Regions from separate parts of the Homo sapiens genome. Here region 2 is linked to region 1. The links are chromatin loops, found by intact Hi-C in ENCODE. Cell type or tissue: PC-9. All regions are shown on one strand. Each heading gives the region's core, and the rest is flanking DNA. Links, peaks and the distances in the headings are about the cores only.

What was found. A loop is a pair of places that touch in the nucleus more often than their neighbours do. Peaks named below come from ENCODE experiments on the same cell type or tissue, not always from the same donor. Only the 100,000 strongest peaks of a DNase experiment are listed, where the experiment ranks them.
Region 2: it touches region 1 in a loop (4-fold over the local background); 1 of 110 quality-filtered maps calls a loop at or near these places.

What each region holds. Positions count from the first base shown.
Region 1 is chr17:66,383,862-66,389,239 of GRCh38, reverse strand. The region is part of intron 2 of PRKCA (protein kinase C alpha); the gene reads right to left. Among named protein-coding and RNA genes, the nearest start is that of PRKCA-AS1, 30 kb to the left of the region's middle. In PC-9, for the core only: no CTCF peak of the experiment used is centred there; a DNase peak (open chromatin) is centred at 2,209; H3K4me3 peaks cover 950 bases; H3K27ac peaks cover 4,298 bases.
Region 2 is chr17:66,634,517-66,639,894 of GRCh38, reverse strand. All of the region lies in intron 3 of PRKCA (protein kinase C alpha), which reads right to left. It also overlaps the pseudogene RNU6-928P and the pseudogene RNA5SP445. Among named protein-coding and RNA genes, the nearest start is that of MIR634, 150 kb to the left of the region's middle. In PC-9, for the core only: no CTCF peak of the experiment used is centred there; DNase peaks (open chromatin) are centred at 2,234 and 3,484; H3K27ac peaks cover 2,425 bases.

The DNA.
Region 1 (5,378 bases), core at 81-5,080:
AACGCCACAGATATTTACCCTAAGAACTCTCTTGGTGTGGGCTATTGTGAAGGGTGTTGCAGGAAGATGTAAGGAAAAGGAAAGCCACGTTTATCTCTGGTTAACCTCGTGGCTGCAAGTTGCGTGGGAAGGTGCCGCGCCGTTTTATTAGAAAGGCATATACATGATGCTGTTTCTTAAACAGAATCACGATGTTCCCATCAAGGGTTGAAATGAACCTTTCACCATCAATGTCCACGAATTCACGATTTCCCACAGCTTTTTCTTTTTCCTTCCACATCTCTATGTGTTTCTTTCCCAGTGAGGTCTTCGAATTAAACAAAAAATGAGGTCACCCTTCCCACCGAAGCAACGTACTGGAGTATAAAATGCAAGACACGGCTCTGCGGACCAATGACTTCTGGTACACTGTCTCCAACTCTGTGACCCACACAAGTGCCGTCTCTCCACGACCCTGGGTCTTTGTGTATAGGAAGGTGCAGCTGCCCCACAGTGCAGATGTGCAGACAAACCTCCAGGGCCTGTGAACCCCTAAACTTGCATGCACGTGTTTGGTAAGTACATCATGTATACTTATGGTGTGGAGAGGCCCATACTTTTCCCCAAATTCTCCAAGAGAACTATGGCCAATAAGAGCTAAGTATCGGCTGGGCACAGTGGCTCATGCCTGTAATCCTAAGCACTTTGGGAGGCTAAGGCGGGTGGATCACTTGAGGTCAAGAGTTCGAGACCAGCCTAATCAACATGGTGAAATCCCGTCTCTACTAAAAACACAAAATCAGCCAGATGTGGTGGTGCACACCTGTAATCCCAGCTACTTGGGAAGCTGAAGCAAGAGAATCGCTTGAACCTGGGAGGCGGAGGTTGCAGTGAGCTGAGATGGCGCCATTACACTCCAGTCTGGGCAAGAAGAGCAAAACTCCGTCCCAAAGAAAAAAAAAAAGAGGTAAGTATCGATGGACTCAGATATCTCTATCTTCAAAATTATTTGATTCTACAAAATAATGAAAGCATGTCTATGATTTCACAGAAAGCTAAAGATGTCATCCCTGCCCCTCCCACCCACATATCCTTGTTATGTCATGACACGTCCAGGCTCACGGATCTCTGCTTACTTTGGCCATTCCTGGATCTATCTACGGTTTCCTCCCCCTGCCTCAAGCCCAGACATAGGTTTTCCGCTCTGCTATGTTGAAGCTGAGATAGCTATTTCAAAAAGAGATACTCCACACCAGGAAAGGAAAATGCCAAGGCAGGGAACAAAGGTCTAGACATCTTGAATAGGAACAGTTGGGAATGGACCCGGGGACAGCATAGTTAAGCCTGGGCACTGTGAAAAGAAATGTCCCACTCCAAGGTGAGGTGGGTAGGAATCTGGCAGGTCTAAAGCACAGGCTGGGAGGGCTCCAATCGCCATGTCAAGTGGCCTCCTCCGGCTTCCGGTCCACCTCTGCCCTACCCCTGCGGCTCCTTCTCAACAAGCTGCTCTAACTGCTGCGGGGCACCCCTGGGGAGCAGACAGGAATTCAGTTGGAGCCCCACAGTTTAGAGAGAACCAGGGGACTTTCAGGGACACACAGAGGATGATTACAAACTAAGAAGTAGCAAAGCAAGTGACAGCCCAGCCTACGGCTTCTATTGTTCTCTGCTAAAAGCCACTTGTCCCAAGAACCCCTCCCCTCTCAGCCCTGTAGGAAGGGCAAGATGAAAGGCTCCTTTTACTGAGCCATCAGGAGCCTCCACAAAAGATGCATCACTAATTCCAGAAGACAGGAGCTCTCCCAGGACACCAGATCCTTCTCAACTTTGTCAAGAGTCCCTCAGCTGCCTCTTATACTCACTTCTCTCTCTCCTAGTTTTCCTTTGCACTGGGGATGGCCAGGTGTTAGAGGTGATCTGACCCTGTGACAGAACCTGCTTCACCAGGTCCTGTATCCAGAAATCTCAACTTTTCTGCCCATGCTGCTGCCAAACATATTATTCATAGCTCAAGACAAGCCATCTACCTGCAGCCTAGCATTTCACTCGTTGCAGTTGCCCTCTAGCCCTACCCAGTGAAAAGGAACATTAATCTAGGAATGTTTTCCTGTTGTACTACAAGTTGATGTCAATCATCCACATGGCTCCCAACACTGTTCATTAAGCAGGATGTACCTGCCCATATGCAAATATCAAGCCCCATTAAACATGCAGGAAGTAACCTTTACTCTCTTAGTCAGGCACCTTGTTGCAAGAGAGAAACTCAAACACAAGTCTGAAGACCACTGAGAACCTTTACATTTTCACCAATTCTTCCATGGTAGGGCTGCACAAAGTGCTTATTATCACACCAGTATTTCATAAGATGTGTCATGACGTAGTAAGGCCAAGAGTAAAGATAAGTAGGAGGAAGTAATGAAGGAATGTTCTTGCTTTCAAGCCTTACATTAAAAGAAAAAAAAAAGGCTTTTAGAGGTTAAAAGTTTAATTACTAGTGGAAGAATAACTTGGTATAATGTGTGTAGGGCAACAGGGAGTATCCACCAAAATTTGAATTGTACATTTTTTGAACCAGCAGCCCAGCAATTCAGCATTTAGGAATTTATTTGACTGACTTACTCTCAAGTGTGCAAAGGCACAGGCAGCCATACAGAGCTAATGATCACTGATCACTCACTGTGTCCCAGGCATTATTCTGGGTATCATATGCACTGGCTATTTTATTCTACATACCCATCATATATTATTAATATTCCCATTTTACAGAGGGGAAACCTGCAGACATGAGAGATAAAGCAACTTGCTCAGAGTCGACGAACTGGCAACTGCTGGAGCCAAGATTCAAATCCAGGCAGTCAAAGGATATTCACTGCAGCTTTGTTTTAAAAAGGCAAAACACGGCATGTTTTTTACTTAAATGCCCATCAACTGGGCTCTGCTTAAATAAATTTTGGCACATCCACACAACGAAGCACTACTGAACAATTGCAAAATAAGTTATGTCTCTGTGCTGATGGTGAAAGAGGTCCAAGATCTATACTGTTAATGAAAAAAGCAAGTCTCAGAACTGTAGGATGATATAATGTAGGGCAGAGATACCTCAAAAGCAGTTCTTAAACGACACAACGAGACTTCAAAAGCGGTTACATCTGCAAAATGAACCTATAGCATGGGAAAAGAAACTTAAAAATAACTGTGCCTGGCTGGGCGCGGTGGCTCTCACCTGTAATCCCAGCACTTTGGGAGGCCGAGGTGGGCGGATCGCCTGAGGTCAGGAGTTCAAGACCAGTCTGGCCAACATGGCAAAACCCCATCTCTACTAAAAAACACAAAAAATTAGCTGGGTGTGGTGGTGAGTGCCTGTAATCCCAGCTACTTGGGAGGCTGAGGCAGGAGAATTGCTTGACCCCAGGAGGCAGAAGTTGCAGTGAGCTGAGATCACGCCACGCAGCCTAGGCAACACAGCAAGATGCCGTCTCGGAAAAAAAATAATTGTGCCCTTCCATCTGTTTGAATTTTCTATCAAGTATTATTTTTATTTTGTAGAGGCAGCGTCTATGTTGCCCAGGAAGAGTCTCGCTGTGTTGGCCAGGCTGGCCTAAAACTCCTGGGCTCAAGCAATCCTCTGGCCACGGCCTCTCAAAGTGCTGGGATTCCATGTGTGAGCCACCATACCAGGATCTATTTTTAATTTTTAAAAGAGTTTTTATAAAAAATATTACAAGTTTATCAATGAAACCAGAGACAGAGAGAGGACAGAATCATGGGCTTTGTATTACAAATATTTTGGCTGGAGGAGAAGGGCAATGCCCTATAAAATAACATGACCAAAATCACCCCACATCTATGTGTGGATGATTTAGAACTAATACCAGGCTACTGATTAAATGAGGTTCTTGATTCCCATGAAAATGACAAAAAGTAAACTGTCTTCGAATTCCTTCTATAGCACATACAAAACCATCAGAGCAATTTAAATACTTGATTCAATGCACTCTTTCCTACTCAACTCTAGGTTGATGGGCTGAGAGGAGAGAAAGCAACAAATGCTCCAGTGAGTAAGGTAAGACAAGGGAAGGAAGGAGTTGAGCCCCACACAGTGCCTGCCAGGGACCGTCCTGGTCCATGCCTGCTGTCTGATCACATGATGTACTACACAACCACCCAACCCAGAGGAGCACACCTAATCCTGGGTAAAGCAAAATTGCTACATAATTCAGAAAGATAATACTGCACAAGAAATCAGTTTTAAAAGTCAAAGAAGAGGAAGGCACAGTTCTCAAAACCCCTGCTCAGGCATTTACGGACACATACTAGTAATTAAAACAGTCAGCCAGGTGCAGTGGCTCACACCTGTAATCCCAGCACTTTGGGAGGCTGAGGGGGGCGGATCACGAGGTCAGGAGATTGAGACCATCCTGGCTAACACAGTGAAACCCCGTCTCTACTAAAAATATAAAAAAAATTAGCCAGGTGTGGTGACGGGCACCTGTAGTCCCAGCTACTTGGGAGGCTGAGGCAGGAGAATGGCATAAACACGGGAGGTGGAGCTTGCAGTGAGCCGAGATGGCACCACTACACTCCAGCCTGGGCGACAGAGCGAGACTCCGTCTCAAAAAAAAAAAAGTCATTTAAGGTGTTAGAAGAACCAGAGAAGGGAGTCATTGTCAAATGCAAATATTTAAAGAAACGTACTTGTACAACTTGGAATGGTTCCCTCAAGAAAGAATAAAAATTTAGAAAACATGATATGAAAATATAAGAAAACGTTTTATTCTAAAAATGAGCAAATCTTCAAAAATCAGATAATTTTTATCCACAGCTTTTCATATTTGTAATTCTCTTAGGAAATGTGCGAGAAAATCCCTGGTTTTAATGAGTTTCCAAAGCCCTGTTGCAAGACAAATCACTACTCCATAAAACAGGTTTGCCACTGAAAAAGTGATATAATTGGAGGTTTTATTCCTGATCAAGCCTTCAAAGTCAAGTAAACTATAATCAGGACCAGCAGTACATCAAAAGGTCACACTCCACTATAGCTCTCTGTCATCATTACAGCAGAAAATTATACTCTTGGCCCTAAAGTGCGGGCAGAAGTTTGTTCGTTCATATTTAATACATTTTCACTGAGCATTCCGTGTGTCAAGCATATATATATATTCTACATATATGAAATGTCATAGTGCTAGGTGCCCCATTAAATACACAAATAACTCATAAAAAATAGGAAAGTGCAATGGAGTCCTAGCATACCTAAATATATTTTAACTATAACATTAATGGCTTCATCAAAAACAATTTTTTTTTTTTTGAGACAGAGTCTTGTTCTTTCACCCAGGCTGGAATGAAGTGGCACCATCTCGGCTCACTACAACCTCTGCCTCCCAGGTTCAAGCTAT
Region 2 (5,378 bases), core at 134-5,133, 250 kb before region 1:
GCCTCCCAAGTAGCTGGGATTACAAGTGCCTGCCACCACACCTAATTTTTTTTAATTTTTAGTAGAGATGGGGTTTCACCATGTTATTCAGGCTGGTCTCAAACTCCTGACATCAGGTGATCTACTTGCTTCGGCCTCCCAAAGTGCTGGGATTACAGGCATGCGCCACCGCGCCCAGCCTCCTCTGTTTATTAATATATAAAGGTAGGCCAGGCACAGTGGCACACACCTGTAATCTCAGCACTTTGGGAGGCTGAGGCAGTCAGATCACCTGAGATCAGGAGTTTGAGACCAGCCTGGCCAACATGGTGATACCCTGTCTCTATTAAAAATACAAAAATTACCCAGGCATGGTGGCGTGTGCCTGTAATCCCAGCTACTTGAGAGGCTGAGGCAGGAGAATCGCTTGAGTCCAGGAGGTGGAGGTTGCAGTGAGCTGAGATTATGCCACTGCACGCCAGCCTGGGCGACAGAGCGAGCCTCCATCTCAAAAAATAAATAAATAAATAATAGTAGAGCTCTGAGCTTCTACTTAGATGATCTATTTGTCTCCCATCCAAGTACTAACCGGACCCGACCCTGCTTAGCTTTCCATCAGGCATGTTCAGGGTGGTATGGCCATAGACTCTACTGTTCTATTGGAACTATAAAACAATTTCATATTCAACATGTACCTATCAGGACTCATTCCTATTAAGTTCTTCCTCTTGAATCACTCCTTGTGGCCTGAGCAGCTGCAAAGGCAGAGTGGCCATCCACTGAATTAAGCAAGACTTTAGAAGATCAGGGTTTGGGGAAGGGCAGGAGATCCAGAGATCTACTGTAGACATAATAAGCTTGAATTAACCTTTCTCTCAGGGTTTCTCCAATGCAAAGTGACATAAAGCAGAATATTCTTGGCTGCTGACTTTCTGAGGGCCTTGGTGCTGGTGATTTCGGGGAATTCCAAAGGTGATTCTGACTGTAAGATAATTCATCTTTTGGTTGACTATGGAACCTAAACCCTAAGCCACATATATGCCAAAGGCTTGTTATGACTTTTTTTTTTTTAGACAGTCTTGCTCTGTTGCCCAGGCTAGAGTGCAGTGGCACGATCTCTGCTCACTGCAAGCTCTGCCTCCCAGGTTCATGCCATTCTCCTGCCTCAGCCCCCCGAGTAGCTGGGACTACAGGCACCCACTACCACGCCTGGCTAATTTTTGGTATTTTTAGTGGAGACGGGGTTTCACTTTGTTAGCCAGGATGGTCTTGATCTCCTGACCTCGTGATCCACCTGCCTTGGCCTCCCAAAGCATTTGGCCTATGACTACTTTTTAAAGACACAGATTTGAGAATTCTGAAATAGTTCAATCATACAGAGAAGTATAAAGAATAGTAAACCCCTCGTGTCTGCACCACCCAGAACTTATAAAAATGAGCATTTTCCCCTAGTTTTTACTGCCTAATTATCCTCGTTTTACAGAGATGTTAATGACCTTCCCCAAATCACATGGTTGATGAACATCAGACCTCAGATTTTTTTTTATATGAAACAGTTCACATATTTGCACGTGATCCTTGCACAGGAACAACGCTCATCTCTGTTTCACTCCAAGTTTTGTATTTGTGCTGCTTCAGAGAGCACAGACCTACGATGTGACCAACGTTGGATTCCCATCACAAGAGCTTTTGGAGATCTACCCAGAATGAGGATCTGGCTCTCAATATATTTACAACGCATTTTTATATTTGCAACATATATATATATATATACACACACACACACACACATATATATATATATATTTTAGAAACAAGTCCACCACCTATTTTTGTAAATAAAATTTTATTGGAAAACAGACATGCTCCTTTATTTACATATTTTCTTTGGCTATAATGGCAGAGTTGAGTAATTATGACAGAGACTGTGTGGGCCACAAAATCTAAAATATTTACTATTTGGGTCCTTTTAGGAAAAGTTTGCCAAGCCCTGCTTTAGGACAAGGGTTTTCAGAGCATGGTTCCCGCACAGCATCACATCACTTGGAACTTGTTAGAAAGGCATAGTACTTAGTCCTTTCCCAGACCAACCGAGTCAGAAACTCTGGGGGTGGGGCCTCACAGTCTGTGTTTGAGCAGATCCTGCCAGTGATCCTTGTGTTGGCGGACACACTAAAGACTGGAAAACCACTGCTCTAGGAGGTCATTCAACAAATATTTAGTAAGTGTGTCACTGGTGCGAGGTGAGTACCTAGCACCTCTATGTGTAGATGATTAATGATATCCTCGAGGCAGGTCAGTGGTTTACCTCCTAAATGTTTCTCTCAGGGTGTGAGACATCAACATCTTCCTTGACAGGTTATTTCTTCTAGAAAGCAGTAGTTGGGTCCACGGTCTGAAGTATGGCCTTAGACTTCCACCATTAGGGAAGCCCACCACTTTTGCCAGGATCCCAGGACATCAGGAAGAATGTTCAGGGAGTAGGTTGGTGCCAGCACCAATTAAAAATACCTGTGTTGACAGGAAAGGTTGCGTCCTACAGTGCGGAGGGCGCAGAATATGCCAGGGGAAATGAAGGAACCAGTTTTCCCTGCAGAAACGAGGCATCAACAAATGGCACTAAATTAATAAAGAATGGCAGCTCGCACGGAGCCCTCAGGAGTATGTGCATGCCAGGCAGCCCCAGGGTGGTTGTCATACCAGTTGGTTGTCACATAGATCTCCATTGATGTGGCACACAGGCAACTCACTTTTCAGGAAAACCTAAGGCTTACTCACGCAACAGCCATATGGCACCTTCAGGTTCTCACCGTTTGGAGGTGTAGGAAGAGAGGAAACCATCGCTTCCACCTCCTGCCTAAGTCTGGAGAACCAGCAAGTCTTGGAGTTGTCACACCCCAAAATTACATGTGGCCAAAGATCCTGCCTATGAATTACAACGACAGTAATAATAATAGCACCAGCTGTTTGTTGATCAGCAATTGTGCACAGGTGCTTCACAATAACCAGGATCTTTGTTTAGAACAAGAGAGTCTCCTATGAGAAGAGCACTTAGCAGGACTGTGGAGACCTGTGTTCTGACCCCAGTCCCGGCACAAGCTCTTACCTTGGAAAAGTCACGTCATTTATTTATAAAGCAGAAATAAAACCAATCTGCCCGTGTCATGGGCAAGGGGTGACACCCAGCTTAGGGAATATAAGAGAAAGACTTTGCAACCTGAAAATCCTTAGACAAATATAAGCAATTATTATTACATTATCCTTAGGAGCAAACTTCAAGGTGCCCAGGGTTTCCCCAAAATACTTTAGTGACTTGGGCCTGGATGGGGAGGAAACAGGACTCCCTATCCTCTGGGCTAATCACCCTCAGGCTTCATAGGTGGTCAGAGTGAAGGCCAAGCTGGCAGAAGTCAAGGGACTTCCTCCTAGGTCCCGCATTCCCGACTTCTGCACCCCATGCCTGGACTTTCAAGCCAGTCCTCTTGGCAAATGCCCTGAGTGGTGTTTTGTTAAACTGTCTGCTAACCCAAACCACCTCTTGCACTGTCTCAATTATATGGATGATGCCATTTCTTGCACTGCAGCAATGGGATGCAGGAGCATGGAAACTCTTTTCCAGTCTAATTAATCTCACCTAGTCTGACAAAAGAAACCACAGTGTTAGCGACAGAGCTGTGAGTCATGAAGATCTGCAGAGAGCAACTCGTCCTAAAAACTCCCCAGGCTCACTGTGTTTCTATCAATAGCCTCTAAATAGTGATGCATTTTACTTCTGTGGGCCCTGATTTCCTCATCTGGAGCCTAAATGTATTGGGTGGGATCAGCATTTTTAAAACGTCAGGTGGTGCCTAAGGATGCTGAGGATGGAGGCAGGAGAAGGCAGAAGAGGGAGACCACTGCTAAAATTAAAGTTGAAAACAACCGGACTAGATCATCTCTTTAATTCTTTTTTTTTTAAAGCTATTTAATTTGAAATAATTTAAGACTCACAAGAATTTGCAAAAATAGTACAGACTGTTCCTTCATACCCTTCATCCAGCTTCCCCAGTGATAACATCTTACATAACCACGGCACATTTGCAGACCCAGGACAATGCTACAATACCATTAACTAAACTACAGAGTTTAGGGTTTCATCAGATTTTACATGCATAATTCCAATGCAAGAGCATTTACTGTACTACATATGTATTAAATATACTGTTTACTGAATAGGGAATACAGTAGTATTGGCTGGTGAAATACATTAACTCAAGTAGAACAGCACCAAAGGAACATCTTTTACTTCTTCATTAAATATATAACCCGCTGATCTCATGTTAAGGAGTCGTGGGAGGATGAGTCTAAAGATTTATCTGAAAAGCAGAATTAGGACGCTTTTCTCTAAGTAAAGGAAACACACTGCTGTTTCCAAACCTTTCTGACCCGTTTTTCAAAACAAAATCATCTCAAGGCACAGGCAGAATGAGAGCTCAGGCAAAATGTGGCGCCAGCCTGGGCCATGAGGGATTGAAAGGTGGGTAAGGCTTGCGGCTTCCAGGTGATGCCTGTGACCTGGATGGACAGATAAGGTGAACACCACAATACCAGGGCACAAGCTGCCCCCACTGGCCCAAGAGTAGGTCTCCTGATAGCTACCAAATTCATCAAATTCATCAAATTCATCATGGAAATGATCAGAGCAGCCTCAGGATCCTTTCCTACATCTATAAACCTGGACATCTGATCTTTCTCTTCGGTGAGTCCCAGATGGCAGGCACCTTGGTGTCTCTCATCTGTGTCTTCATTTCGGCTGCTGCCTCCACCTGCCAGGACTCCACCTGCTGAAACACCTGAAAAGTCATTATCAAAGTCTCCTTCCTCCTCCAGGAAGTCTCTCCAGATGTCAATACCAGTTACAATTTCTCTCCTTCATCTGACCTTCCAGAGCATTTTATTTCTGTCTTTTGCATGCCACTTAACATATTCTGCCACTTATGATAATTATGATTCTGTCTACCTCCCCTTTAATTTTTCATCATTTATCTCTCACCTCCCACACACAGAGGACTGACATGACAGTCTAACAGGGAGGAAAGAGAGGTCCTAAAGGATGCTGCCGAACTGAGGATTAAGTATTAACTTTATCTCTGAGCTTCCTGGAAACCAAGGTAAAAAGAGGAAAGTGACATTAATAGGTTCCTCTTGAACTGCAAAACTACCTGAATGCAGAAGTCTGTCTTTGTATCCTCTGAAATCATTTTATCTCCTACATGGTAGACCTTCATTAAATGTGTATGAAAGCAACTACTAAATCCTTAACAAAGCACACTTTTATCACTGTGCACCAAAGGGCTGTAGATAAAGTCATCCCACAGATAAGTTACAGCAAGTCTGGCTAGACTTAGGGCCACAAAGAA